4 separate regions of the Homo sapiens genome follow, and all the other regions are linked to region 4. The links are chromatin loops, found by intact Hi-C in ENCODE. Cell type or tissue: PC-9. All regions are shown on one strand. Each heading gives the region's core, and the rest is flanking DNA. Links, peaks and the distances in the headings are about the cores only.

Region 1 (7,743 bases), core at 1,272-6,271, 190 kb before region 4:
CACCAAGACTTCTGGGCATGCCCAGTGATCTCTGGCAAGCTATGCCCCTTTGCTAAAGCTCAGTTTCCTCAGCTAAAAAAGCCACACTAAGGCCACCGCACTGACCATTGTGAGGAATAAACAAGATGCTGTGAGTGAGGACACCCCACAACACGCACACAGAAGGTGCCTGGAAATGCTAGGAGAGTTGAGCTGATGCTCACCAGCTGGTCCAAGGAAGAGCTGGCCCCACAGCAATTAACCCATGCAGAAGACTTCATGTTTTCTAGAGCAACAGAGTGGTTAAAAGAGAGGGCACTAGAGCCTGGCTCCCTGGATTTGAACCCCAACTCCACCACCTTATGCTATGTGACACTAGGCAAGTTACTTCACCTTTCTGAGCCTCTGTTTTCATATCTGTGAAATGGGGATAATAATAGAGTAACTTCACTGGGTTGTCATGGGGCTTAACTAAGAGACTCCTGAAAAGGGGTTTAGCCCAGGGTCTGGCCTGGCCTGGCTTGACTGGGGAAAATACAGGTGTTGCAGGGTTTGAAGCTGATTCCATTTGGGGAGCCCTCTTTAAGAAGAAGAATGGGCTGGCCGTGGTGGTTCATGCCTGTAAATCCCAGCACTTTGGGAGGCTGAGGCGAGCAGATCACGAGGTCAGGAAATCGAGACCATCATGGCCAACATGGTGAAACCCCGTCTCTACTAAAAATTAAAAAAAAAATTAGCTGGGCGTGGTGGCGGGTGCCTGTAGTCCCAGCTACTCGGGTGGCTGAGGCAGGAGAATGGCATGAACCTGGGAGGCGGAGCTTGCAGTGAGCTGGGATTGTGCCACTGCACTCCAGCCTGGGTGACAGAGCAAGACTCCGTCTCAAAAAAAAAAAAAAAAAAAAGCAAGGTTGCAAATGCAATGTTAGGTATGAAAGTAAGTATCTGGAATATGAGAAGTGATATCACAACAAATAACAAAGACTGACAAACATTCCAAATATAACAAAATCCAGAAAACAACGACATAAGAAAATGATGTAAAACTAATACAAAAATGATTAGTATTACTTAACTGTCTGATACACCTGTCATGTTTGGGCTACATACTCTTTGACTGCCACATTATCTGACAACAGTTTTCTAGAATCATTTCCAATAAAAGAGAAAAGACAGATAAATCAGTTTTGCCTGTGGCATGGTTAATCAATGGGTGCTTTTTATTACTGAGAGTTTAGAGCAATTTATTTTAGCTTCCCAATTTGTTATTGGCGATGCCACTTCTCTAAGTCATTTGACAGTTTCTCAGGTGGCTCCAGCCAGATCATGAGAAAACTCAGCCCTGGATCCTTGCTAGGCACAGTGAGGCAGACGAACCTGGGTGGAGCACGAGGTGGCTGTGAGACCTGGATCATAGTGACCCCTGAGCAGGGAGCAGAGAGAGTAGTGTGTAGTTCATCTCCTTCTTCTTGAGGCCAAAGGAGGAGGGGCCCAGGTGCTCAACAAGGTCCACCTGGGACCGGTTGTTTCTGGGACCTAGGTGGGTGTGCAGGTAATGGGTCAGCACCCCAGCTCAGCCTGCAGCCCCTGGACAGGCACTGAGGCTAGAGAGTGACTCTCCCAGGCAAGGCAACACTCTACCTCTGGGAAGCATTTGGGGCTTTCTCATGCTCACCCTAATGGGAAATCAGGCCCAGTCTTGCAAAGGGGCTTGTGCACATGAGGACCCTGACACCTAAGCGTCATTAGCTCCTGGTAAGTCAGCCTCTGCATTCAGCGCATATTGGTTGGTGGTTCCTATGCATGATCTGAGCCAAAAGGCTGAGAAGTGATAGTTGATGAATCCTATCATTTGATCATCACACCAAGGGGCCCGTGTAGGTCACTGCAGCAGGGTGAGCTCTATGTGGCTAAAAGAACTGCCCTCAAAAAATGAGGTTTACATCCCTGAGGCTGATTTCTCATGCACATCCTGGGTTCATCAGAGAAGAACTGGGGATTACTGGGGAATCTTAGCTCCAAAGGACTTGTTTCTGGGCCAAGGAGTCTGAGGCCAGAGAAACTCGTGACGCCAGTTTAGAAAGCTGGCACTGTGTTGGTGCTGGGGCTGACCTGCAGGACTATGACAAGGCTGGGGACAGGGTGAGGCAGGGGTGGAGCAAGGAGGTGGGGTGGGGTGCAAATGGAGGTGCAGCTGGTCTGGTCAGAGCCGTGTTCCTGGGATAGAGCAGGGCATGGAGCTGACTTTATCACAACATGCAGTTGGCGTGTGGACTCGCTCCTGACTGTTCTGAGAGATGCTGCCCATCAAGATTCCCCTCTCAGATGAACTCACAGCCCTGCTTTCACACCAAGCTCTGAGCCATGCATTTCTGAATTTCTCCCATTAAAAAGCATCATCATTATTATAGGTACTGTGTGGGGGGCATTAACAGACCATGGGCACAGTATGCTTTCAAGAACCCTTTGAGGAGGGTGTTAGAATCTCCATTTTGTATATGTAAATAGAGGCTCAGAGTGTTAAAGTAAGTGGCCTAAGGTGTACATCTAGGACTCTGCTGATTTAAGAGTCTTTGCTCTTAGCCTAATTTTTACCTGGAATGCTGGAGCTGAACACTCTCCTTTATAATCAAGGATCTGGAGGACTTAAGACTAGAGTCTTGTCCAAGGTCAGTAATACCCAGTTAATTACTGCACCCTTCCCCATTCCCTTACCTGTTTTCCTTCTCTTTGTTCACTGTCACTACCTGACATTATATATCCTGTTGAGTCTCTTGACTCCCATTGGAACAGAAGCTCTATGATAATCTTGTTCAGTAAAGCATCTCCAGTTCCAAAAACCATCTGGAGCACAGTAGCCTAGTCCATGTTTGTTAATGAATCCATGGCAGAGCAGAACTGGAGTGCCTCAGAACTCTCCTTACTCATTTGTTCACCCCAAACACTTGTGTTACAGGAAGGGGGTCTGGATCCAGACCCCAAGAGAGGGTTCTTGGATTTCACTCAAGAAAGAATTGAGGGTGAATCTGTAAAGTGAAAGCAAGTTTATTAGGAGAGTAGAGGAATAAAAGAATGGCTGCTCCATAGGCAGAGCAGCCCTGAGGACTGCTGGTTGCCCATTTTTATGGTTATTTCTTGATGACATGCTAAACAAGGGGTGGATTATTCATGGCTCCCCTTTTTAGACCATATAGGGTAACTTCCTGACATTGCCATGGTATTTGTAAACTGTCATGGTGCTGGTGGGAGTGTAGCAGTGAGGAGGACCAGAGGTCACTCTCATCGCCATCTTGGTTTGGTGGGTTTCAGCCGGCTTCTTTACCGCAAACTGTTTTACCAGCAAGGTCTTTATGACATGTATCTTGTGCTGGTTTCCGGTTTCATCCTGTGACTTAGAATGCCTTAACCATCTGGGAATGCAGCCCAGTGGGTCTCAGCCTTATTTTACCCAGCTCCCATTCAAGATGGAGTTGCTGTGGTTCAAACGGCTCTGACACTTGGGATGCTCCTACTGGGAGCCAGGGCCTGTGCCAGTCTGGACCCATCACAATAGCCTGAAAGTGATTAAGGCTCAAGCGGAGGACGGGTGGGCTCTAGGGGCCTGATGTAGGAATCTCAGGCTGGGAGGAGAATTCTTTAGCCTGCGGAGAAGGCTTGGTTTCTCCTGCCACCACTTTCACCCTGCCGGATTCCTGCTCTCTGAGATAATGGCTTTTCCATGGCATCTGAGTGCATGGCATTCAGCTGAGAGGTTCACCTTTTCCCCTGGCACGAGATGGAGAAGATAGGATCTGCTAGAATTCCTTTCAGAGTGGAATTCTGTTTGGAACGAATTACCTTGACTTCGCCCTGTTGGGGTGGAACTGTGAGATTCTCAGAGGGTGTGTGTGTTGTTCTGTGTGAGAAGGATTGGAGGTGGGTGGTAGGGAAGAATTCACTTATAGGCCATATGGAAAAGTCTGTCTGACACTACAAGGAAACAGAAGCGGAAAAGGAGGAGGGTGAGGGTAGAGTGAGGAAGGTGGAGAAATGACAGGCTGTACAATGTGACCCTGCCTTGCAAAATGCCTCTATATTTTTAGCATAATCTGCACACGTTCCAGGAATGGGGGTGAGAGTGCTTGCATTTGGGAAGCAGTGCAGGCGCTGAGTTCTGGTTAACTGAGTTCTACAAATGGTCTGGGGCCATAGGATGGATTCAGAGAGAAAGTATAAGAGTATTAAGGCAGAGGGTCTGAGAGATGGCAGGAGGGCTCTGGACCATTGCAGGCTGTGCAACTGGGGCTGGCCAAGTTCACCCAGTCCTCTGAGGGGTGGGACCCAGGGGACATCAGGGTTCCACTCTCCCACTTAAGACAGGGTGTTAATACTTGGAAGGTCCTAATTCTGTGCTCCACCCCTTGAAAGGAGAATTTTAGAACTTTCTTTTCTTTTCTTTCTTTCTTTCCTTTCTTTTCTTTCTTTCCTTGTTTCTTTCTTTCTTTCTTTTCTCTCTCTCTCTCTCTCCCTCCCTCCCTCCCTCTCTCTCTCTCTCTCTCCTTCTCTCTTTCTCTCTTTCTTTCTTGCAGGATCTCACTCTGTCGCCCAGGCTGCAGTGCAGTGGCTTGATCACGGCTCACTGCAGCCTGGACCTTCCCAAGCTCTAGTGATCCTCCTACCTCAGCTTCCCCAATAGCTGGGACTACAGGTATGCACCATCACACCCAGCTACTTTTTGTAGAGAGGGGGTTTCCCCATGTTGCCCAGGCTGGTCTCGAACTCCTGGGCTCAAGCAATCTGCCCATCTTGGCCTCCCAAAGTGCTGGGATTACAAGCATGAGCTACTGTGCCTGGCCCAAACCCATGTTTCTTACTGGTGGGTAGGACAGTGAACCACCAGTCTTCAGAATTACACAGTTGAAAATTCAGAGAGACAAACACACAAGGGAAGAACTTTTAGACCACAATGGCTGCCAAATGCCTCATTTTTTTGTCCAGAGAGAAAAATAAAAATGTTTTAAAAGACCCATTGGCCACCCTGCCAACCTTTCCTCCCTGGAGGCTTGGATTCCAGATTCCAGGAAGCATGTCACCGCCTATTTGTAGTGCTTTGCTGAAGGATGCAAAATTGGCTCGTTCGGACGGCTTCCAATTCTAAGTCTTTTTTTTTTTTTTTTTTTGAGATGGAGTCTTGCTCTGTCACCTAGGCCGGAGTGCAGTGGCATGATCTTTGCTCACTGCAGCCTCTGCCTCCCGGGTTCAAGTGATTCTCCTGCCTCAGCCTCCCAAGTAGCCGGTATTACAGGCATGTGCCGCAACACCCAGCTAATTTTTGTATTTTTAGTAGAGAAGGGGTTTTGCCATGTTGGCCAGGCTGGTCTCGAACTCCTGACCTCAAGTGATCCGCCCACCTCAGCCTCCCAAAGTGCTGAGATTACAGGTTTGCACCCGGTCATCCAATTGTAAGTCTTAAACAAGAGTAACGATTGACCACAGCAAAAAAGCAGGCAGATTCAAGCCATAGATAAGCTCCAGAAAGAAGTGGGCTTCAAGAGTTGCTTCTGATGCTAATTTTTGGAATAAAAAAAAATCATAAACATCTCTGTATTTGGAGCGGGGATTTGGAGGTATGTCTGATTCGGGCTATCCCTGATGTAAGCGCCAATGTTTCCAACCGTGAGAGTTTTCACCTTTCTCTGCCTAACGTTCCTTACAATTTGCATTTGATCCTCAGCAGGTGGGGTTGGCAAGGCTTGGGACACACAGCCAGCCTCTCTGTTGCCTCCTCGGCACACATAGGGGGTTGTAGCAGCGCCTGAGGCTTGATCAAAGAGAATCAAAGTCACATCCCACTTCTGAGGCATCCTTAATCAGGCTATGACACAGAACAGATGGGTAAACCTTTAGAGTCCTTCATTTGCATTTATTTGCACTTCATTGTATAACATGTTCTTATTCCAAATCCCTCCTTTCTTTCCTTCAAATCTGTTTTGAGCACTTGCTAAATACCAGGCACTGTGCTATCTCATTGCATCCTCCCAACAGCCTGTTTTATGGCTATCAGTAATAAGAACTAGTGGACTTTTTTTTTTCTTCTGCATTTATACGATGCCAGGCACAGTGCTAAATATTTTATGGGCAACATTATCTCTTGTAATCATCACTATTAATTTAATGTGATCCAGTAGAGGTCCACAATCCCTTATCTGAAACCCTGGGGCCAGATGTGTTGGAATTCAGAATTTTTTGGACATGGATTATGTATCATATATAACATTCCTGGTGCAGCAGCACCACATAATAAAATACATCAATATTTATGCATAGAAATGTTTAAACAGCCTCACTCAGTGGGATAAAGATTATAAATGGCCTCATGTCAGTTAGGGCCTTGATGCCAATTGAATTACAAAAAGGTGTTGGGTTTTCAGAGCTTTCTGGAGTTGTTGATGAGGGCCACTGCTCAGGGTTACCCAGCTTCATTTGTCAAAGTTGAGACTCACATCCCCACATCACTCCAAAGCCTGTGGCTACCACCATCCCCACTTCTCTGGAAGTGAGGACATCGGCACAGAGAGGTGGCCACAGCCTTAGGTTTTTGCACCCGAAACTAAGACTTTTCCAGCACTCAATGCTGGTGCTTCGGATGCAGACTCTAGTGACTTTTCTCAGCAGTGGGGGATGAGTTGCCTGCAGCCATCTGCCTTTTCTGACTTTGCCACGGGTCTGGGGCTGTATGTGCTGGCTCATATGGTACTTAGAGGGAAGAGGCCTGAGACTATCTTTACCCAGCAAACTCGTCATCTCAGGGTCTGTGGAATACTGCCCATCACAGTTGTGTGGAAAGCTGGAAGTTGGGTTATAACATTGAATTCAGCCCAGCTTTTTTGTTTCCAAACAGAGCTCACTTTCTGAAGATCCCACTCTTTCTCTTCTTTAACTGGATTTCATAATAAAGGGTTTGTAAGATATGAGATCTGAGTCTGGAATCATCTAAGAAATCTCTTTGAAAAGAATTGGAAAATGACCTGTGTCCAGAGAACAAATTTAAGTATCATTCTTATTTGATTTCATTCACTCAGCAAACATTAATGGAGTGCCTCGTGTACTCTATGTGAGGCACTGGGGATTCAGGGTTGAATAAAACACACCTCCTGCACTCAGGAAGCTCACAGACTAACTGATACCGGAGGCAGAGCCACCTCCAAAAACAACATGTACAGCAACGTGAATAGACAGGGGGAGCCCAAGAAGAGAAGGGGGACTCAGCTGCTGGGTGGGCAGGGGTGGGATGTGGTTTCACAAAGCAATGACATTTGGTGTGTGGCTGGCCACTGTCTCCTCTTAGCTTCCAGAGGTCCACAGTCTTGGTTTTCTTCCTCCCTCCCGGGTTTCTTCTCAATCCTACTTCAAAATGTTGACATTTTCAGGCTTCAGCCCAGGGCCGGCTTCTTTCCTTTTCCTCTCTCTACATTCTCTCACAAGGTAACCTTGTAACCGCCCAAGGGGTTCACCTTGCCCGCTGCCTAGACAGAGCTGATTTATCAAGACAGGGGAATTGCAAAGGAGAAAAGAGTAATTCACACAGAGCCCGCTATGCGGGAGACTGAAGTTTTATTATTACTCAAATCAGTCTCCCTGAAAATCTTATGACCTCCAGAATAATGGCTGGTAATATTTAGAATTCCAGCCCCTCTCATTCTAACTTGGTGGCTGGTGGCCTTCATTCATTTTACAAGAACAGTTTAGCTTTTGGGAAGGGCTATTATTTAAACTATAAACTAAATT
Region 2 (7,743 bases), core at 2,141-7,140, 53 kb after region 4:
ACTCAAATTCCTACTCTTACCATGCCTGCCAACGATATCATTCACCCATCTCTGAACTGACTGGGACAGATCTATGTGGACAGACAGCTACACAAGAGAGAGATTTACCCACCTATCAATGTGCTGCCTGAACTATCACTGTTCATGAAGTCTGCTATTGGAGAAGGGATGACCAGGAAGAATCATGCAGATGTATGTAACCAGCTGTAGGCAAGCTATTGGGAAGGATGTACAAGCCATGATTGCTGTAGTTGGAGAAGAAGCCCTTAGCTCAGATGATCTTCTTGACTTGGAATTTCTGCAGAAGTTTGAGAGGAACTTTATTTTTCAGGGTCCTCATGAAAATCACACTGTCTATGAGACTTTGGATACTGGTTGGCAACTGTTCCTAATCTTCCCCAAAGATATGCTGAAGAGCACCTGTACTGGTCAGGTTCTCCAGAGGGAGAGAATTAATAGGATAGATATCTACATAAAGGGGAATTTATTAAGGAGTATTGATTCACACGCTCACAAAGTATAGTCCCACAATAAGCCGTCTGCAAGCTGAGGAGCAAGGAAGCCAGTCCAAGTCCCAAAACCTCAAAAGTAAGGAAGCTGACAGTGAAGCTTTTAGTCTGTGGTCGAAGGACCAAGAGTCCCAAAGCTGAAGAACCTGGAGTCTGATGTTGAAGGCCAGGAAGCATCCAGAATGGGAGAAAAATGCAGGCTGGAAGACTAAGCCAGTCTAGTCCTTCTACATTCCTCTGCCTGCTTTTATCCCAGCCACATTGGCAGCTGATTAGATTGTGCCCACCCAGATTGAGGGTGGGTCTCCCCTCCCAGTCCAACTCAAATGTTAACATCCTTTGGCAACAACCTCACAGACACACCCAGGAACAATACTTTGCATCCTTCGATCCAATCAAGTTGACACTAAGTATTAACCATCACAGCAGCAAAGTAAATTTTACCCTTGAGACTCTGCAAAGCACTGGCTGCTGTTTCATCACTGCTTAATATACTTGTGAAATGCTGGTTCTGTTTTCTTTATTCCTTTAGCACTCCCCTAGCCTCATCTTTGTGTTGGAGTTTACCGTGTTAACCTATAATTAAAAACAAAGAATACGTAACATATTGTTCCAGTGTTGAATGCTTTAAACTGCTAACAGACTTCAAACTATTCCCTATTCAGAAAACCTGGGTCTTCAGTGCTTTGCTAAAAGTAGCTGCAGGGATGCAGGTGACGTTTTCTTATTGATGTTTGCATTGTACACAGTGATATAGTTAGTTACCTAATAATGTCCTCATTATCTGGGTCTCTTGGACTTTACCTCTCAACCTCCTCAAGAGTATCAGCCTCTGAGTTATAATGCTTTGGTCTCTAAATTAAAGGGGCAAGATCAGGTCTAAAAGATGACTCCTTTCAAAAGAGCCAAGATGCTCTTTCTTGAGCATTTTCTTTTGGGTTGTTGATGTGCCTGTGGTTCTGTGCTGCTGCTCTAAGCAAATAGTTTCTTTGGTTGCTTGGTTGGTTGGTTTTGTTTGTTTGTTTGTTTTTGAGGCAGAGTCTTGCTCTGTCGCTCAGGCTGGAGTACCGTGGTGTGAGCACAGCTGCTCCCAGGCTCAAGCAATCCTCCTACTTCAGTCTCCCAAGTAGCTGGGACTACAGGCATGTGCTACTCACATGCAGTTAATTTTTTAATTCTTTTTGTAGAGACAGGGTCTCACTATGTTGCCTAAGCTGGTCTTGAACCCCTGGGCTCAAGTGATCCTCCCTCCTCGGCCTCCCAAAGTGTTGTGATTACAGGCATGAGACATCACCCCTAGCCTAGCAGATGATTTTGACTGCCTACTTGCTCTTTCTTATACAATAAATAGATGAGCAAAAGAAATTTCCTTTTCCTGTTTATTACATATGCATTGAGATTCCTGTGTCTTACAGCTCTCCCTCTCTGAGCAACACACAAAATCCTGCAACTTTTGCACAGCTGATATTTATCTGATAGCAGTGAAAAGCCTTGTCTTTGGTGACCTTTACTGAGTTTCCATGCAGAAGAATCACATGACTAAAATCATTAATAGAGTGGTTGCTTGGGGTACAACAAAAGAAGAAAGAAAAACCTATAGCCATTCTACATTCTGACATGTGAACAGTGGTTTAAGTTTCTAAAGTGTTTACCAGATGCTGAAGGCAAGGTGAGAAGCAAAGGCTCTCATGTTTGTGGATATTTTAATCTCTGTTAGGAAGCAGCCTTTGGAAAATCCCTGATTTGGTTCTGCTTTCGGACCTACCTCTGCCTTTTCAGGGTAATGTTGTGGCACAGGTGGTGGCACTTAGAAGTTTTGGAGTTTTATTCCTGCTCCTTCCTGATGCAAGCCCTGAGCTGTCTTCTATGCAGTTGTGCCTTATTGACTGTTTGGTCTCTCTGTTCTTTGTTACTCAGGTGCAATAGCAACTTCCCTACTCCATGCATTCTACCTTTCAAATTGTGTAAATTTCTTTTCTTTTTTTCTCTTAGGGTGTAGGGTACGGGGGAAGTCAGTATAATTTTAATGTAGAAAATGTGATATTTGGATATAAATGAAAATACATGTTGGCCGGGCATGGTGGCTCATGCCTGTAATCCAGGCACTTTGGGAGGCTGAGGCGGGCAGATCACGAGGTCAGGAGTTCGAGACCAGCCAACGTGGTGAAACCCTGTCTCTATTAAAAATACAAAAATTTGCCGGCCGTGGTAGCGTGTATCAGTAGTCCCAGCTACTTGGGAGGCTGAGGCAGGAGAATTGCTTGAACCCAGAAGGTGGAGGCTGCAGTAAGCCGAGATCGCACCACTGCACTCCAGCCTAGGCAACACAGCAAGACTCTGTCTTGGGGAAAAAACAAACAAACAAACAACAATAACAACAACATGTTAAATAATGGAAAAAGAAAAAAAAGAGAGAATTAGAGTGAGGCAGCCACAAACCAAGAAACACCTGTGGCTGCCAGGTGCTAGGAGTGCGGTCTGGAGAACAGCTCCTTCCATTGCCTCTTCAGAGGGAATGTGGTCCTGTGGACACCTTGATTTCAGATTTCAGGCATCCAGAGTGTGAGACAATACATTTCTGTTGTTTTAAGCCACCCAGTTCATGATACTTTGTTATGGCAGTCCTAGAAAACTCATTCAGACCCTCAAGGAAATAAGAGCTATTTGGAATATGTGGCCGAGACTGCTAGGTGTTCACCAAAAGGCTTTCCATTCTACTTTTTTGCCTAAGTATAATAGGAGCCAGGCACATGGCTGTCCCCCTAGACTGTCTTTGCCAGCCTTGCTTGTGTTTAGGGTGGCCAGGTGCCTGAATTCTCACCAGGGGAATGAAGTGGGAGTCACGTGTCATTTCCGGGCCTGGGTTCTAAGATAACCAGCAAGCTTTCTCCACTGTCTTCTTTCCCACCAGCCAGAACCCAGCTGCACCGATGCAGAAGAGAACACTGCCCTGGGGAAGAATGAGCGACAAAGAACCAAAGCTGCCCTTCTGCTCTGGGCCACTCACCTCAAGGGGAAATAGGCTACTCTAGTTTGCCTTTTTATTACAGGAGCTTAGCTTTTCCTCCAAGTGATCCATGATTCTTGAGCTGGACAGGGAGAGAGGCACTGAGAATCCTAATTGTCTTCCAGAATAGGAACGACCAGCCCTTGGAAGACAGTGGCTAAGCACATAATCTCTTTGGGTAATCTGGGACTTTGGACAAGCTGAAGCTAAAATTCTCAGCCACCTAAAAGGGAGATGAAAGATGTGGAAACCAGTAGGGTGGCTGCTTCTGAAAGCATCAGGTATCTTGATTTAGGATAAGGACAAGCTCACGTCTTGAGATGTTTGCCACAAGGCACAAAGTGAAACTCACGACTTTTCTCTGGCCAGATGGAAACTGTTCACTGGGGCCATGGGTGCGAGATTGCTAAAGCCAAACTCGGATTCGGGGAGTTGCTGAATTTCAGTGACAGCCAACGGCATGACTTTGCCAGGTTTCCTTTAGGAAAGGATGGTGATATCTGGGGCTTGCGAGAGAACTTGGAGAATTCCTACCCACTAACCATCTTGGTCTGCAGCCTTTCCTCTGCGCCTCCCTCTCATGGAGAAGGAAGGAAGCTAACACTCTTCCTTCTGCCCCACACCTCCCTGTTTCTCAGCTGGGAACTAACTCCATCTGGAACAGCCAAATTGTTCTCATGGCAATGTCCTACATTTATTTATTTAACTATTTAATTTATTTGTTTAGAGACGGGGTCTCACACTGTTGCTCAGTCTAGTGTATGGTGATGCAATCATAGCTCACTGCAGACTTTAACTCCTGGGCTTAAGCGATCTTCCAGCCTTGGCCTCCCAAAGTGCTCGGATTACAGGTATGAGGCACCATGCCCAACCCTACATTTATTTTTTATCTGGATTTGCTTTCCCTGCCCTTCGTGCCTCCACCAGCACCACAGCCTGAGGGCTTATAGAAGCTTTTACCTAGTCATCGTATGTCACACGATGCTCCCTCTTATCAAGGAATTCACTTCATGGCAAAAGTGGCAGTGACTTAAGGCCTGTGGGATTCACTCTTCACCTAACAGACCCCACCCATGACCCAGGAGCAGCTGGCTCCTATAGCACAGTAGAATGGCCTTGTGGAGGCTCACAGTGCCCATGGGGAGATAACTGCTTGCTCCCCTCCGGAAGGGATCGGTGCTGTGAGTCAGCATCCCATATGTGATGCCATTTCCTGTGTCTCTCTATTACTTTTCAAGATGTAGCAGTGAGGCAGGCACTGCAAAGTGTCTCCCAATAGCCTTTCTTACTAGAAGTAGTAGAATTTAGAGCTGGGTGCATGGCCACCCAAAATCAAGATACCATTTTCCAGTCTCCCTTGCAGCTAGGCACGGCCGTGAGATACATATTAACCAATGGAATACAAGAAGAAGCCACATGTGGTGGCTTTAAATAACCTTCTACAGGAGAAAGCACCCTTTGTGTTTGCATCCCTTCCTCTGTCCTATTGCCTGAAGTGTCATCTTGACCCACGAGGCTTAGGTCATGCATTGCATAAAAAAAGCATAAAGAACCAGGGTCCCTGACATCTTAGAGCACTATTCCAGTCTGGATCACTTACCCAGACTTTTGTGAGAGAAAGAAACTTTCGATTTGTTCAAGGCATTATTGTCTGGGGTTTTCTGTTGCTCAGTGAAGGCAAACTGAATTCCAATCGAAACAATTGCTTCAGGAACGAAGGGGTGGAATTGCTCAAGGTGACACCTAACATCTGCTCTCCAAATGTTAGACTTCCTGTCCTGAGACTCTAGGCCTTGCTAGCTATAGGTTTTAGGGTCTCTTTTGGCTATCTGTTGCTGTACAACAAACCACTCCAAAACTTTGTGGCTTTAAATAGTAAAATATTGTTATCTCTCATGGTTCTATGAGTTGGCTGGGCTCAGCTCAGTGGTTCTTGCTTGGAGTCTCTTACGAGGTTGCAGCCAGTTGCTAGGTGGGGTTGGAACCATCTGAAGGTTTAACTGGACTGGACATCAAAGATGGCATCTTTATTTGACCTCCTGTGCCTCAGTGGTCTTATTCTGTGTGCCTGGCAGAATAGCCTGGATATTTATTTATTTATTTATTTATTTAGATGGAGTCTCGCTCTGTCACCCAGGCTAGAGTGCAGTGGCGTGATCTCAGCTCACTGCAACCTCCACCTCCTGGGTTCAAGAGATTCTCCTGCCTCAGCCTCCTGAATAGCTGGGATTACAGGTGCATGCTACCACGCCCGACTAATTTTTTGTATTTTTAGTAGAGACGGGGTTTCACCATGTTAATCAGGCTGGTCTTGAACTCCTGACCTTGTGATCCACCTGCCTCAGTCTCCCTAAGTATTGGGATTACAGGCATGAGCCACCGCGCCTGGCTTGCCTGGACTTCTTATGTGGCAGCTCTGGGCTCCAAGAGGGAGGAAGAGGAGGTTGTTAGTCTTATTAAAGGCCTACCTCAGAGCTGACAGAGAGCATCACTTCTACCACATATTGTTGGTTAAGCAGTCTCAGGCCAACCCAGTATTCAAGGGCTGAGGAAACACATTTCACCTCTCAACAGAGAAGTGATAGGGAATTTGTAGCCGTCTTTAATCCACCACAAAGCCCAAGGGATGAAAACTTCTATCAGGGGACTCAACAATGGTTCCTCTGAATTGTAAGCTGAGAGTGCCATCGAGCCACTTTGTCTCCTCAGCCACAAAGCAAACATCAAGGAAAGCGGAGGTTCTTGAAAGGAAGTACCCATGAGTCTCTACTTCTATGATCCATGGAGTTTTGGTTTCCGGCCTGCCTGAGACCTAACTGTTGCCTTTCCTTTGGCAGAGTTCTTCCAATCAATTTCACAAACACAAATACTTTTTATTTTCTTGGCTCAGGATAGCAAGATTGAATAAGCTCCATAGATCTGCTGTACAATATTACATCTATAGTCGATGATACCATATCGTACACTTGAAAATTTGTTAAATGGGTAGTCCTCATGTTACGTGTTCTAATCACAATAAAATATATTTTTTAAAAAGGTTGCAAAATTGGAGTCTGCCCCTTAACTGATACGTTCATCCCTATCATGCATACACACATGGCTTTTTACTTATGTAACTCTGCCAAGAGTGCCTGAGGCTGTGAAAAAGGGATAACTGACTAACCAGCCCCACCAGATAAATCAGAAGCCTGGCTTTAATCTATACAGACTAATAATTTTTGCAATCATAGTGAGGGCCCTAAGGTGTCAAGAAGATTTTCAATCACATTTCCTAGATTTCCTCATTACATAAATGTTTCCTAAGATCCCACCAGATGCCACACCCTGTGCTCAGCACTGGACAGTCATGAAGCAGGTCCAGTCCCTGACCTCAAGGAAAACCAGTCTACATTGTACCACATTATAACAAGTTAGGTTTGGGATTATCAAATCTTCTGGTCTCTCCCATCACTTCCTCCCATATTAATCTGGAATAGCTGCAAATGCTTTTATATACATATATATATTTGAGACAGAGTCTCGCTCTGTCACCCAGGCTGGAGTGCAGTGGCATAATCTCAGTTCACTTCAACCTCCGCCTCCTGGGTTCAGGCAATTCTCCTGCCTCAGATTCCCAAGTAGCTGGATTTACAGGCACCCGCCACCATGACTGGCTAATTTTTATATTTTTAGTAGACACGGGGTTTCACCATGTAGGCCAGGCTGGTCTCAAACTCCTGAGACCGCTTTGGCACCCCAAAGTGCTGGGATTACAGGTGTGAGCTACTGCACCTGGCCTGCTTTTATATTTTTAAGATTAAAATTTTTTCCCATCTTTCCCTTCTCTCTCTCTTTTTCATGATTCCCCATCTTTAAAACAATAGAAGCCTGCCTGCTACATCACCACGAGAGCTCATACTGTAGGACTCTGTGGTCACTCTGTTGAAAATTTGCAGCACTTTCTCTTCCCTCTTCCCAGCTCTCAGTTGAATTGGCTGGAGTTCTGATACCCACTGACATTACTGTTATTTTGTTTTTTGTTTTTTCTTCTTCTTCTTCAAAATCATGTCTGAAGTTAATTACAGCTTCAAAGGGCTTTTCTGGTCAGTTTCTTCAGTTGAGGCAGTTGGTTCTGGGCTGGCTCGGTCTCCGCTACCTTCACCCAGTTCTTATTTGAAGTGTAGAGTCCTTGGTAGATAATATTAACCTAAGGCTTTCACGAGTTATCAAAGATAGAGAAGAAGGAAA
Region 3 (7,743 bases), core at 425-5,424, 62 kb after region 4:
GGAGAATCACTTGAACCCAGGAGGTGGAGGTTGCAGTGAGCTGAGACTGCGCCACTGTACTCCAGCCTGGGCGACAGCGCAAGACTGTCTCAAAAATAATAATAATAATAAAATTTTTAATTTCATTATGAAAGACTGAAGACAAAGTAGGGGGAGGGAACTGTTCCAGGTTAATGGAGACTTGAGAGTTATGAGAATTATGTGCTCTCTATACTACTGGACGAAAATTAAAAAGCTATAAAGGATATATCAGGCCAACAGGAGAATGCAAACATGGTCTGCTCTTAGACACTACTTTTGTGTCTTATGTTTATTGATCGTGACAATGGCATCATGATTATGTAGAAAGCGGCCTTCCTCTTAGGAGATATTTGCTAAAGATATTAGAAGCGAAGAGTCTTAATATCAGCAACTTTCAAATGGTTCAGGAAGAGAGAGAGAAACAGAGCGAGCATGTGTGTATGTGTGCATGTGTGTCTGTGTGTACATACATGCACACAGAGATTTAAAAACTGTGGCAAAATTACTGAATCTAGATGAAGGATGTGTGTGTACTGTTCTTTCAACTTGTCTGTTTATCTGAATTTTTTTAAAATAAAGGGCTAAGGGCCGGGCACAGTGGCTCTTGCCTGTAATCCCAGCACTTTGGGAGACTGAGGCAGGCAGATCACTTGAGTCCAGGAGTTTGAGACCAGCCTGGGCAAAATGGTGAAACCCCATCTCTACAAAAATTATCCGGGTATGGTGGCACACACCTGTAGTCCCAGCTACCTGGGAGGCTGAGGTGGGAGGATCTCTTGAGCTTGGGAGGCAGAGGTTGCAGTGAGCCAAGATCACACCACTGCACTCCAGTCTGGGTAACAAAGCAAGACCCTATCTCAAAAAAAAAAAAAAAAAAAAAAAAAAATATATATATATATATATATATGTTAATCAATGAGATTCTATACTTAATGTGTCTATGTGTCTAGCACACAGTAGATGCTCAACAAAACATAGAACTGGGGGGTAACAGTTATCCAAGATCAAATAAGTAAATATTTGCAAAGTATCGTTTATGATTCATTCAACAAATGTGCTCTCTGCAGCACCTCGGGTGTGCAGGGTCTGTGCTAGGAGCTGGGGACAGAAGGAGGAGGAAGGCATGCTTCCTAAGATAATGGAGGTAGACATTTGAGTAGGTAATTACAACACAGGATAAATATCAGAGATGGGAAAGTGAGCCTTGGCAAAGGAGAGTGAGTGACTGCACCACCGTTAAGATCAAGAACTTGCGGCTGGGTGTCCACTTCCTGGTTGCAGTGGTGCAGCAGCCAGCAGGCTGCACTTGAAATTCTGGGTGCACTAACTAGCCCCCATATGGACCAGGTCACCCCAGAAGTAGTGCATTCCTGGCCCCGGGATGTCCAGGCTGAAGCTGGGATGAATCCATGTGGGGTGCTGGAGCCAGAATTCCTAAGCTGGGAGTGCTGAGCCTGAGTGGCAACTGCCCTGCCCAGGCTCCAGCCACACTGGCCTTTGCTTGGTATCCCCAGGTATTAAATATAGAAAAAAAACCCAAAAAACCGAAGTGTGTATCTATTCTCATGTACCGCTCAACACAACAGTCTGACACCAATGTGAGGGTGTATTTCCCCTCACACCAAGCAGTTCTCCAGGGGACATCTGCTAGGTGTCCTCTTACTGAATTCAATTCTAATACTATCTATCTAAAGATTGTGTTGGATTCCACAGGTGAAGGGCTCAGTCCCACAAGACTGTTTCCCACTTCAGATACACATTGCAAGTAGTAGGTTATCATCTACACTTCTGACCAATGAGCTATAAATCGAGGCTCCCACTACCACCTACTTGGGTCCAATTAATTTGCTAGTGAGGCTCACAGAACTCAGGGAAACACGTTTACCAGTGTCTTCTCTCTCTCTCTTTTTTTTTTTTTAGATGGAGTCTCGCTCTGTTGCCTAGGCTGGAGGGCAGTGGCGCCACCTCGGCTCACTGCAACCTCCGCCTCCTGGGTTCAAGCAATCCTCCTGTTTCAGCCTCCTTAGTAGCTGGGATTACAGGCACGCACCACCACGCCTAGCTAATTTTTGTATTTTTAGTAGAGTCGGGGTTTCACCATGTTGGCCAGGCTGGTCTCAAACTCCTGACCTCAGATGATCCGCCCACCTCGGCCTCCCAAAGTGCTAGGATTACGAGTGTGAGCCACCATGCCAAGCCTTCAGTGTCTTAATAAAAGTTAAAATAATGGATACAGATGAACAGCCAGATGAGAAGACACATGGGACAACGTCTGGAGAGGTGCTGATTGCAGGAGCTTCTGTCCCCATAGAGTTGGGGTGCACCACCTCCTGGCACTCAGATGTGTTGGCCAACCCAGAAGCTCACTGAACCTCATACTTCAGGGATATTTATAGAGCCTTCATCACGTAGGCATGATCGATTATTAACTGCATTTCAGCCCTTCTCCCTCTTTAGAGAATGGAGGTGGGGCTGAAAGCGCCAAGCTTCTAACAGTGGCTTGGCCTTTCTGGTGACCAGCCCCCATCCGGGAGCCCAATAAGAGTTGCCTTATTGAAACAAAGATACCCCTATTACCTAGGAAATTCCAAGGAATTAGGAGTTCTGTGTCAGGAGCTGGGGTCAAAGACCAAATATTAGAATAAAAGATGCTCCTAGTTCACCTATGTCTCAGGAAATTGTAAGAATTTTAGGAGCTCTGTGCCAGGGACTCGGGCAGAGACCAATACTTATATTTCTTATTATTTCACCCCAGGTAACCCTGTGCCATCTTGTTCAGACCTTACCAGGTCTTCTCTCAGCCTGGATGGCTCCAACAAACACAAATTCCCCCATCCATCAGTTCCCTTTCTCTGAGGACCTTTCTGAACACCTCCCTGCCACCTCATCCCCTATGACTCAGTCAAGAGGCTCCTGATACAATCTGGGTTGCTTTTCCTCATAGCTTTCCTTCAATTCTAAATAATTTGTTTTTGTAAAATTATCTGTCCCGTGTCTGATGTCCTAGTGAGACTGTAAACTCCAGGAAGGAGAAAGTGCCTCTCCCATGCTAATGCTGGTCTCTGCAGCACCTGCGCAGTATCCAGCATGCATACTTGCCCAACCAATATTGATGGAGGAATGACTTGAAGAGCCTGGGTGAGCTCCCAGAGAAGGCAATGGGAGGGGGAGCACACATTTTTTGATTGTCTAATAAGTGCCAGGCTCTGCCGGGCGCAGTGGCTCACGCCTGTAATCCCAGCACTTTGGGAGACCGAGGTGGGGGGAATCACAAGGTCAGGAGTTCGAGACCAGCCTGGCCAATACGGTGAAACCCCGTCTCTACTAAAAATACAAAACTTAGCCAGGCATGGTGGCAGGTGCTGGTAGTCCCAGCTACTTGGGAGGCTAAGGCAGGAGAATCACTTGAACCCGGGAGTTGGAGGTTGCAGTGAGCCAAGATTGTGCCACCACACTCCAGCCTGGGCAGCAGAGTGAGACTCTGTCTCCAAAAAAAGAAGAAAAAATACCTGTGAGGCTGTGTGCTGGGCAGTCTACGCTAATCATCTTATTCATTCCTCAAAAACATTCGGAGATGCAGGTCTCAATAGACCCATTTTACAAGCAAGGAGATAAGAGTTCGAGATGGTGTACATCTCATCAAAGGAAAGGCAAATGCTGCAGAGCCCGGATTCTAATCTGGGTGTGGCTAGTTTGAAAACCTGAGTTCTTTTCCACTTTGGAGGAAAAGTGATTAACGGACAACTCCCCCTTCACACCTGTATCCATGTCCGATGCTTTTTCCAGACAGATTTTGGCTGCAGAGCTGGAAATCACAAAGATCATAATGACAGCTCTAACAGCCGTGCCTAGGCTGATGAAAAATGCCTTTGAACAGCCCGGGCTCACAGGCATTATCTTTGCTAATCCTATAATTGGCCTGACAAGTGGTGAAAGCATAAATGATTTCGGATATGTGCTTTTGTGTTTAAAAGACTGGGATCTGGGGTGAATTCTCCTTTTGTCTTTCAAGTCCATTTGTAGTTACTTTTTACAAAAAAATTTGTTTTTGTTTTGTCATGTAGACATTTTAAAGCATTTTGTAGTCCAATTTGTTAAAACTTTCATTTATGATTTGTTTTATAAATTATAGAAGAAACTACAGAACTAACTTACTCATTTTTCTTGTAGTCTATTTATTTATTTTACATTTGGCTGGGCATGGTAGCTCATGCCTGTAATCCCAGCACTTTGGGAGGCCGAGGTGGGAGGATCACTTGAACCCAGGAGTTCGAGAATAGCCTAGGCAACATAGGGAGATCCCGTCTCAACAAATAATTTTAAAAATTATCCAGCGTAGTGGCATGCGTCTGTGGTCCCAGCTACTCTGGAGGCTCAGATAGGAGGATCACCTGAGCCCAGGAGAATAAGGCTGCAGTGAGCCATGATTGTGCTGCTGCACTCCAGCTTAAGTGACAGAGTGAGACCCTGTCTCAATAAATTTATTTATTTATTTATTTATTATTTTAAGTGTTTGGCCCATTAGTGATACATACAAATTCAGTTTTCTTTTCTTTTTTTTTTTTTTTTCAGGTAGCCTAGCTAATCATATCTCTATTGATTGACCAACTGAAGGACGAGTTTACTACTGATGGGTCCCCAGTCATTCCCACTGGTATTCAGACTAAAAGCAACATTGGTGGCAGGAAAGTCCACAGGAAAGGCTCTATTTCAGGAAGAAGCCAGAAACCCTGGAGAGAATCCTAGTTCTGCCCCTAACCTGCAGGATGGCCTTAGATGGATCTCTTTTTGTACCTTACTTTGAGTTTATAGCTCTACCACTAGGGAGAGAGGAAGAGGAACAAAGTAATCTCTGGCACTGATAATTATCTTTGCATAACCCTTGAATTCTTGTGATAAAAATAAATGTATAGACCGGGCGCGGTGGCTCACGCCTGTAATCCCAGCACTTTGGGAGGCCGAGGCAGGCAGATCACAAGGTCAAGAGATCGAGACCATCCTGGCTAACACAGTAAAACCCCGTCTCTACTAAAAATTTTTTAAAAAATTAGCCGGGCGTGGTGACGGGCGCCTGTAGTCCCAGCTACTCGGGAGGCTGAGGCAGGAGAATGGCGTGAACATGGGAGGCGGAGGTTGCAGTGAGCCAAGATCGCACCACTGCACTCCAGCCTGGGCGACAAAGCAAGACTCCGTCTCTAAAAAATAAATAAATAAATAAATGTATATTCAAATAACACCGATATACCTTTTTTTTAACCTATCAGACTGGCAAATACTGAAAAGATTGATATTACTTATTATTGGCAAAGATGTAGGGAAATTCTCTTAAAAAACAAAAACAAAAAAATCTCAGGCTGGGCACGGTTGGTCATGCTTGTAATTCCAGCACTTTGGGAGGCCGAGGCGGGTGGATTACTTGAGCCCAAGAGTTTAAGACCAGCCTCAGCAACATGGCAAAACTCCGTCTCTACTAAAAATACAAAATTTAGCCGGCGTGGTGGCACACGCCTGTAATCCCAGCTACTCGGGAGGCTGAGGCACGAGAATCGCTTGAACCCAGAAGGCAGGGTTTGCAGCGAGCTGAGATTGTGCCACCGCACTCCAGCCTAGACAACAGAGTGAGACTCTGTCTCAAAATAATAATAATAATAATATACTTATAAAGTACGTTATAAGTAAAATAATACTTATAAAAAGTGACATAATACTTATATAAAGTACTTAAAACAGTGCCTGACACTCCCGGAGTAAGCATTCCCCAAATATTAGCTAGCTATTGTAACCATGATATATACTTTGGTGACAAATTGTGAACGTTTATCAGGTGTCCTTTTAATGGCATACTCTGTGTTGTCTAGATCCTTTGGGGGTTACCTGATTCTATAGGGGTCTTTCCCTGTCTCTGACTAGGCTATTTCACAAGTCTATGAGTTCTAGAAAAGTAATAGTAATGTTACAGTAGGTAGTTAGTCAGACATGAGCAGGGCAGGAGAGGGACCCCTCTCACTCGGAATGTTAGGTGATCATCAGGTGGTTATTATACTATCTCTCTAAAATGAGAATTGGTCAAAGCCAGGGCTAGGGAAAGGCAGTTTCCCAATAGAAAACACCTGAAACCGGTGATTAGTAGCTTCCTGACAAGATCTCAGGAATTGGGCAAGTGGGCTCAAGCATGCGCACTCAGAGGCAAAATGGCGGAGTGTAACGGCTATATGTCCCTCCTGTAGGAACGCCGGACTGGTAAGGGAAAAAAATGCCTCAAGTGAGCATGTGCACAACTTCAGTAAACACACTGCACATGCGCCCCTCTCAAGTGCTGGCAGACCACTGTGCATGCAGACAACGCACCCAAAGGGAAGAATCAGGGGAACAGTAACGCAACCCTGCCAGCATGCCAATGTGTAAGACCCCCCCCCAAGTCCAAGGTCAAACCACACACTGGACTCTCTCACGTTACCCACTTGGCTCTCTTCCAAGTGTAGCTTTTTACTTCCTTTGGTTCCTGCTCTAGAAAATTTTAATAAACTTTTACTCCTGCTCTAAAATTTGCCTCAGTCTCTTACTCTGCCTTAAACACCTCAGAAAAATTCTTTCTCCTGAGGAGGCAGGAATTGAGGTTGATGCAGATCCATATGGATTCACCACTGCTAACATACGTTGGTGCTGTGAGACTCAGATACGCCCCCTAGAGGTAATTGTAATGCAAATTATCCTTGCCCATGGAAATGCAAATTTTGTCCCATAAATGTACAATAAATAAATGTACAGAGACAATTCCAAACATCGCATTTTATTACCCTAAAAATAATAACCAATTTTTCATCTATCAAATTTATTTCTGCATTCTTGATTGCCTATATATACTTGTCTGTTAATCAGATTCTCCTTTGAACTGGCTTTAATATATTATTTCATTAATAATCGAGTAAAATAAAATCTTTGACAAGCACTCATTTTATATTTCTTTAAGAGTCATGATTTTACCTTTTAAAAATTATAACTATTTCTAGTATGATCCTATCTTCATTAAAAAGATGTTTGTCTTTCTATTTCTTAGAGAAAACTTGAAAGAATGAACACAAAAATGTTTACAAAGGATATCATGGCAGAGGTAGGTGGAAAACATTTCAGTTGCCTGTTACTCTCTTCTTTATACATTTCATATGATCCAAACATTTGTATACTGGGCATCTGTTTTATAGCAACTTAAAAAAAAACCCACCTATTCTCCCTTTTAAAAGACAGAACAGGAGACTTTCCTGCTGGAACCAGTCCTTTGGGATGGGAGGAGAGAGTGTTGAGGGGTCAGATGTGAGCAGCTTCCTCACTCTGTAGGGCTTGGTTATTTATCTAAGGAGACCCCTTAAGAAGCAGGGCAGGCCAGCTTATTTCCCAGCAGACCTGTTTTTTCTGACATAACGCACTTAGGCATAAAATCAATTGAAAGTGGCAGAGCATCAAAGTCATCTTAGTGGCCAGGTTGAGGTGGTCAAGCCTGAGAGCTGGGCCTCAGCTCTGGCTAGCTCAGCCTCTTTGACTATGTGCTGGTCAACTAGCTCAGACTCTCGCTGTGGCCCAGAGAATGTCAGCCCTGGAAGAGACCCACCTAATCCCATCTCTTCTTTCTATGAATGGGAAAACAGGCCTGAAGAGGGGAGGGAACCGGCAGAGGGCACACAGCAAATTGGGGTCACTCTAGCACTCGAACCCTGATGTCCAGAG
Region 4 (7,743 bases), core at 1,537-6,536:
TTGTGCCACTGCACTCCAGCCTGGGTGACAGAGTGAAACCCTGACTCAAAAAAGCAAAAAACCAAAAACAAAAAAGTGAGGGCTCTGGATCCCAGTCCTAGCACTTACAACTGAGTGATGCTGAGCAAGGGACACAACCTCTCTGAGCTTCAGTGTCCACAGGGATAGAATGGCCATATTATCTCACGGACTCACCAGAACTTGATACAAGTACAAATCAGTTAGAGAAAAAGTCCAATGGGGGCCAGGTGCAGTGGCTCACACCTGTAATTCCAGCACTTTGGGAGACGGAGGCAGGTGGATCACTTGAGGCCAGGAGTTCGAGACCAGCCTGGCTAACATGGTGAAACCCCATCTCTACTAAAAATACAAAAAATTAGCCGGGCATGGTGGTGGGCATCTGTGGTCCCAGCTACTCAGGAGGCTGAGACAGGAGAATGGCTTGAACCCACGAGATGGAGGTTGCGGTGAGCCGAGATCGCGCCACTGCACTCCAGCCTGGGTGACAGAGCAAGACTCCAACTCAAAAAAAAAAAAAAAAAAAAGTCCAGTGGGGAGACATATCAGAGAATAGTTGTCCCTCCCTATCCACGCGGGATCAGTTGGTTCCAGGACCTCCCTCAGATACCAAAATCTGCAGATGCTGTACACCAATATATAAAATGGCATAGTACAGTATTTGCATACAACCTACATATATTCTCCCATGTATTAAACTTTAAATCTCTCTAGATTACTTATAAAACCTAATACAATGTAAATGCTATTTACATAGTTGTTATACTGTAGTTGTTACATAAAAATGTAAATGTAAATTTCTATGTAACAATAAACTATGTAAATAGTTGTTACACTGCACTGTTTTTAAAATTTGTATTATTTTTACTTTTTTTAATTTTTATTTTTTTTTAATATTTCTGATCTGTGGTTGGTTGAATCCACGAATGAGGATATGGAGGGTGCAAGGTAGCAGATACGTGGAATGAACAAGTGTAGAGAGCTTGTGCCTGTAATCCCAGCACTTTGGGAGGCTGAGGAGGGAGGATCACTTGAGCCCCAGAGTTCAAGACCAACCTGGACAATGTCGTGAGACCCTGTCTCTCTCTATATTAAAAATAACAAAAATAAAAATTTAAAAATAAAAAAGAGCACTAATGTGCAACATGAGGACTATAGGGAATAAGTTGTACTGTATTTTGGGATTCATGCTAAATGAGCAGATTTTATTAGTGCAGTGCAAAAGTATTGCAGTTTTCGTCATTGAAAGTAATGGCAAAAATTGCAATTACTTTTGTGCCAGCTGAGATGATGAATATGTTCATTTGCTGCACTATAGTAACCTTTTTACTATCTAAATGTATTCATAACATCGCGTTATATACCTTAAGTATATACAATAACTTGTATTTTTTAAAAGAGAAAAACTCCACATAGCATGATTAGAGATTCTTCACAATTTATCTAAAACTTTTGACTACAATAGAACCATCAGAGATTCAAAGATATTTTTATTGCTACTCATCCTTTTAACTCTAATAGGTTTTATTTAAAATACTTTCCCCTCCTTTAACCCAAACAGAGGTATAGTACTGGAATGCTTTTCTTCCTTCCCCAGCTTAGAGGATAATCATAGCCAGCCGGAAGATTTAAACAAGATCCAGCACCTAAAATACAGTCCCTGGCACGAAGCTGGGCTCCCGTGTGGGTGCTGCCTTCTGTCCCCGGGTGTGCTTTAGGCCTCACCTCCATCCAGGCACCTGCCCAATCACCAGCACTATCCTTCAAGTGCCTGTCCATGTGGGAGTTTCTAGAACCCTCTGGGATACCCTTGGAGGCAGGACCCAACCACGGTCATCCCACCAAGACAGTACATAAAGGCTGAGACCAGAGCAGAGACCAAGCTCATCTCCTCTCCACTTTATACCCACTTCTCACCCCCACACTCCAGCCACTGTCCTGGTTTGGTGTCCCCATCTTTTCCCTGGGATCATAACATCAGCTCCCTCACTCCCTTAAACTCTCTCTGCACTGGGCCTGTCACTCATACAGATTGCATCATCCCTTCTGCAGACCTCGGTGCAGACAGAAAGAAGTCAGGACTCCTGAGTTCGGTCCTCTGTGATATGGGGCCCACAAGCCCTTGCAGTCTCATTGCCCACTAACCCCCCAACAACATCCCCTGTGCCATCACCTCTATACAACCTCACCTGCCTGCCTCCGGGAGACCAAGGTCTAGCCTTGGCTCTGCCTCCCTGTGTGACCTTAGGCAAGTTCTTTGCCTCTCTGGGCCTGTCTCCTCACCGGGCTACTGGGGCTTTATGCAAATGAGACAAGATGAGGTAGTGAGTGCCAGGTGCCAAGAGGCTCAAGAAATGTTAGCCTGCAATCCACGGCCTCCTCTTCCGCACATCCAACCCCTCCTACAGCAGCTGTTAGCAATCTACTTCCTCAACCTTAACAGCAGCAGGTTCTCTCTCTCCTAAGCTCTGGAATGCAGACGTGCTCACAGCCAGCACCAGCAGGCAGGGAGGGGAGCGGAGGGAGGACAGCTTAGAGGAAAATTACCCGGCTTTCACCCCAGCCAACACTGGTGCTCACAGCTATCTCAGAGAGAGGGGATCTGGGGGCCTGGCAAACCCTTCCTGAGCCGTGGGCTTGGCCCCAAGCTTTGACCCTTGTCTGAGCTGATGGGATGGCGGGGGGTTACTCTGGCCACCACTCCGCTGGGCCCCTCCCACTCTTTGGCATCCAAAGAGACAGGGAGGAGGAGGGAGAAAAAAAGAAAAAAAAGAAAAAAAAAACAGACTGCCTTTGTGAGGAGGAGGAACTTGGTTCCTGCTGTTGCTTGCTGGGGCCCCAGGCACCAACATAATGGAGGATCCCTGATGACAAAGGGTCCCACTGTGGCCAAGAGCCTGCCCAGTTGCCATAGCTCAAGTCTCAAATCCTAAGTACCATGTCTCTGCATCATAGAGTTTGTCATGCCCAGTGTCACATACCCTGTGACTGTGCCACGTAGCAGGCCCTGCGTTCCTCTTGCTTTGTCCTGTGTGTCTCCCTTTAGCGGCATCCCATGCCTCTTACCCCTGGGTCATGCTTCATGCACCATGTGATGTCTGTTTTGTGACAGACTCTATACCATGTACTATCTCTTGAATGCCGTGTCCATGATACCAGGTCCCACCCCTTAGAAGTATGTGCCATAAACCTTGTCCTGGATCTATGAATTGTGTTGTCCCTTGCTTGGTGATTCACATCAGGAAGGGGACAGGATGATGTTTAGGGAGGACAGGCTCTCAGATGGACTCCCAGCCCTATCAACTATCATCTATGTGAGCCTGTAAAAGTGACTTCCCGTCTCAGTGCCCGTTTCTTCAGTTATAAAATGAAACTGATACTCACATTCACCGAGGATTAAAGTAGGTAATGCATGTAAGATGCTTAATCTAAGAAGCTGGCACAGAGTGAGTGCTTTAAAATGTTTGCTAGGCCTGTGCCAACCGTACCTGGGCATCTGTGTTATGTCCTGTGCCCTGCGTACCAGCCTCCCACGTGCCCAGCTCCTCGGGTGCGTCAGACACTGTGCACATTAGTGAAATTCAAACAACCCCCTACAAGGAGGGTAGGATTATTCCCTCTCATACAGAGGAGTAATGGAAGGGCAATAATTTGCATGAGGTCACAGGGCCAGCTGGAATGAACACAGCTCTGGATCTTCGGAGAGACAGAAAGCAGGCCAGGTGAGGTGGCTCATGCCTATAATCCCAGCACTTTGGAAGGCTGAGGCGGGAGGAATCCATTGAGTTCAGGAGTTCAAGATCAGCCTGGGCATCACCACAAGTCCCCATCTCTACAAAAAATACAAAAATTAGCCAGGCATGATGGTGTGTGCCTGTGGTCCCACCTACTCGGGAGGCTGAGGTGGGAGGATCGCTTGAGCCCAGGAAGTTGAGGCTGCAGTGAGCAGAGATCACGCCACTGCACTCCAGCCTGGGTGACAAAAAATACAACAATAAAACAACAAAGAGACAGAAAGCAGATGCGTGGTCAGCTATGGGGTGTGCATAGAGATGGACGTAAGCAAGCATGAGGGATCCTTTTGGGGATGATGAAAATCTTCTCAACTGGATTGTGATGATGGTTGCATAACTCTGTAAATGTACTAAACATTATTGAATTGAGTGAATTATGTGTATGTAAATTATATGTAAATTTACTCCAATAAATCATGTAAATTATATTTCAATAAAGCTGTTTTTAAAAAAAAAAGAAAAAAAAAGCCCACACGCTTCCTGTGTACTATTCTGCCAAAGCATTCTGCAAGAGAAGGGCGCTCCCTGTGGGTCAGTGAAGTTCAATCAGAGGCCGAGCTGCTCTGAGGCCCAGCTGGGAGCCAGTTTGAGCCGAGCAGTTCCCTAACACCTCTGTGGACCAGGTGTGCAGCAGGATCACCCAAGGAGCTCAGGAAACAATAGATTCCCAGGCCCCACCCCTAGCCTCTGAGTCTGTAGGTCTAGGGTGGGGCCCGGGAACCTCTGATTCTGAGGCTCAGCCAGGACTGGGCCCACATCTTCCTTTCACATTTGGGGAAACTGAGGCTAGGCAGGAGAGGGGCCTGGTCAGACCTAGTTGATCAAACAGTGGGAGAGCCAGGGCTAGAATTAGAGCCCTTTCCTCTTCTCGTCTCTCCATTCCCTCCGCCTCCCTCCCACTCCTCCCCCTGTCCTCAGCCTCCCGGTGACTCAGGGCTGAGTCACCCAGAGGCCCCACAGAGGAAACTTCTTAGGAAAAACAATCGCCAAACAAAGCTTTCCCTGATCTGGGGAAGAGAATAGGCCCAGGGGGCCAAGAGAGGGAGGGGAGGGAGAACACAGGGTGGAGTCGGAGGCTCCAAGACTTGGAGTCTCAGCCACTCCCTTGTGTGGGGCCCTAGATAGGGACGTCCCCGGAATGAACGTCCCCATCTGCAAATAACACCTCCTATGCTCATAGAAGCCCATTGTGATGATAAGTACTTTATAAGCATTGTCTTGTTGAATCCTCCCCAAAACCCATGGCTGGCATTGTCTCCTTTTATAGACGGAGGAACAAAAGCTCAGAGAGGTTCAGCCCAAGGTTACACCATTAGGAATTCAGGGCTGTCTGACTCTGAAGTCCGAAGTCTGACTCTCACTTCTACACACCTTTAAAAAATACCTACTGTACACAGTGGCATGAAGATCAGCTCTCATCAGACAGGTAAGGAGAATGATGGCCACAGTGGCTGTTCAATCACAAATTGTCTCCTTTCTTTCTCTGACTTCCCGGCCCAGAGGGCACACAAACAGGAACACCAATAGTCATTCAAGCAGTTGTGGGCCCTGGGAGCACAAAGGAGGGAGCACCCATGGCCCAACAGAGCCACGGAGGAGGGGCATTGGGGCAGAGCCTTGGAGGATAAATGGAGTTTCCCTTTTGGGAAGGTGGGAACAACAGACGCAAAGGCTTGGGGGTGTGGCCTGCACAAGGAAGCGTAAACAGTTTGGAGAAGCATGGCTGGGGTTGAGACAGTGGATACCTCGGGGAGAAGGGGTCTGACTGCTACGGAGTCCTGGCCTGACCGGACACACTGAGGATTTTTAAGCAGGGAGAGAATAGAATTGGAACTGGTTTCATCTCTGCAGGGGGCCTGGCTGGTGTTGAACTAGGAGTCAGGAGCGGGACTTTCCCTCGGGTCTCCCTGGCGTCCCTCCTCTGAGCTGGCTTCGGGGACCACCCCAGATCCCGTGCTACTCACCCATGGGTCAGAATTGCCCCTGAGGGCTTCTTCCTCGGCCATCGCGAGGCTGGGGGGAGCTATGTGGGCCTCTCCTGACACAGGCCAACCTAATCATCTCAGCCTATAAATAGGACTCAGGATTAGTCTGGAAATAGCTGTGCCAAGCCAACTCCGCAGGCATCACAGGCACACACAGTTCCGGAAATGGTTCTTCTCCTCAACACAATTAAAACCCAACACTTCCTCAGGAAACTATTGTTCACACTCCACTTTGCTTCCTTAAGCACAAGGCCGTCAATTTTGGGGGGAAGAACCTGCCTGCCTACTGCTGATTAGTGGGGGTATGCTTTGTGGAGAGGAGGCCCTTTTCCTGCTTCTCCCTCTCTGAGGACCTGAAGGAGTCACTACCATTCTCTGGGCCCCAGTTTCCCCAAAGGTAAATTAGGGAGGTGGGACATGATGCCATTTTTAACTTACCAGGATTTCAAAAATTAGAATTGTAATAAACATGTGAGCAGGGAGAAATGAACAGGTTCAGGGCCTGCCACTGAGGAGCTGAGTGGCCTTGGATGAGCCACTGTTCCTCTCTGGGCCCCAGATTCCTCAGCTGTAAAATAAAGGTGCTGGGGGATGATGTCCAAGATTAATAATTTTTTTTTAATTTCATTTTTTTGTTTAGTATTTTTGAGAACCCAGCCACCTGGCCATGCTGTACCAGCCTTGTGCTGAGTGCTGGGGATAAAGGAACAAATAAAACCCAGTCCAGGCTTCTGTGTGCCCAGCCCTGTGCCGGGTCCCAGTGGGTAACAGCATGTCCAATCCCCTCAGTGTCCCACTAGAGGCTTCCTTTGGGGCTGCTGGGGACATCTTGTTTCTAGTTGAGAATTCAGATTTATGTCCAAAGACAAGAACTCCCTGAGGGGCAGATTACAACATGGACTGGGCCATTACAATCAACAAGGACACAAAGCTAACACAGCCATCGTTATACACCAGACATGTGCTAAGGACTTGATTTCCCCATTGTTTAATCATCACCAACTCCATTATCACCCCCATTTCACAGATGTGGAAACTGAGGCTGAGAAGAGTAAGGGACTTGTCCAAGGGCACAGAGCAAGTCAGGGCTACGGTGATGTTTCAGGCCCAGACCTGTTTGCCTCTGGAGCCCAGGGTTTAACACACCCCAGTGCTGCTGTGAAAGGGCTCTGGACAGCTCAGGCTGGCCGGCCAATTCGGGGATAACCGAACAGAGGTATGGAACAGAAAGGGGCGTTGAGGATGTTGCTGTGTGTGTGCGGTGGGGGGAGTGACAAGGCTTCAGCAATGGTACTCATTCTCTCCAACCAGCTCCCAGTGCTGCTGTCCTCTGATCCACCCTCCGCTCTGCCTGCCATGGACTAATTGTTCTGAAATCCCATGGATCAAGTCACTCCTCAGCTGAGGACCTGTCCATGGCTCCCTGGTACCCAGAGGATAGAAACCCAGCATTCAAAACCTCTCTAACCAGCTCCCCACCTCAACCCTCACACTCCTGCTCACTAGCCCCCAGGCGCAGTGGGCTCTTCCAGCGGCCAAGCCTGTGCCTACGGTGCCTTCTTGCCTGGAATGCCCAACTCCCCCTTCTCAGCCTTCTTTGACTCTCAAGTAAGGAAAAGCACTCTTTGTCTCCCTGAGCCCCTTGGCACTTATCACAGAGCACTCTGGGCGTTAACTTCCACTGTCTCCGTCTTGGATTAGAGTGGATCTCAGAGGGCCCGGTGGTGTCTGCTTCACCTCCCTCTCCACTGCAGCAGCTTAGCAAGGACTGGCCGGGTAAACTAAAAAATGCAAAGAGCTGAGAGAATCCTGGGAAAGTGCACATTTCCCAGGACTGCCCAATGACAAGCCCCGTACCAAGGCACAGCATCAGGATACCCTGATGTGGAAGAACCAAAAATTGCACCCTCATGGCTTATCAGGATGGTCCTTGTGTCTGTCCCTTT

The links. Hi-C counts contacts between places; a loop is a spot of excess contacts. Peaks named below come from ENCODE experiments on the same cell type or tissue, not always from the same donor. Only the 100,000 strongest peaks of a DNase experiment are listed, where the experiment ranks them.
Region 1: it touches region 4 in a loop (2.4-fold over the local background); 2 of 110 quality-filtered maps call a loop at or near these places.
Region 2: a loop joins it to region 4, with 4 times the contacts of the local background. A loop is called at or near these places in 11 of 110 quality-filtered maps.
Region 3: a loop joins it to region 4, with 5 times the contacts of the local background. A loop is called at or near these places in 32 of 110 quality-filtered maps.

What each region holds. Positions count from the first base shown.
Region 1 is chr9:121,470,712-121,478,454 of GRCh38, reverse strand. The region is part of intron 1 of GGTA1 (glycoprotein alpha-galactosyltransferase 1 (inactive)); the gene reads left to right. Among named protein-coding and RNA genes, the nearest start is that of GGTA1, 25 kb to the left of the region's middle. RefSeq lists an enhancer at 5,570-6,132. In PC-9, for the core only: no CTCF peak of the experiment used is centred there; no DNase peak of the experiment used is centred there; H3K27me3 peaks cover 4,154 bases.
Region 2 is chr9:121,231,348-121,239,090 of GRCh38, reverse strand. It overlaps a transcript of GSN not described here and the pseudogene LOC645482. Among named protein-coding and RNA genes, the nearest start is that of GSN, 33 kb to the left of the region's middle. In PC-9, for the core only: no CTCF peak of the experiment used is centred there; a DNase peak (open chromatin) is centred at 4,510; H3K27ac peaks cover 3,570 bases.
Region 3 is chr9:121,221,589-121,229,331 of GRCh38, reverse strand. It overlaps a transcript of GSN not described here. Among named protein-coding and RNA genes, the nearest start is that of RAB14, 24 kb to the right of the region's middle. In PC-9, for the core only: no CTCF peak of the experiment used is centred there; a DNase peak (open chromatin) is centred at 3,001; H3K27ac peaks cover 1,084 bases.
Region 4 is chr9:121,284,219-121,291,961 of GRCh38, reverse strand. The region is part of intron 2 of GSN (gelsolin); the gene reads right to left. GSN-AS1 (GSN antisense RNA 1) reads left to right here and starts at 6,432. Exons shown (of 1, transcript NR_103560.1): 1 at 6,432-7,743. RefSeq lists a silencer at 4,257-4,551 and enhancers at 4,691-5,890, 6,705-7,205. In PC-9, for the core only: CTCF peaks have their summits at 4,173 and 4,372; DNase peaks (open chromatin) are centred at 2,481, 4,411 and 4,801; H3K4me3 peaks cover 956 bases; H3K27ac peaks cover 3,777 bases.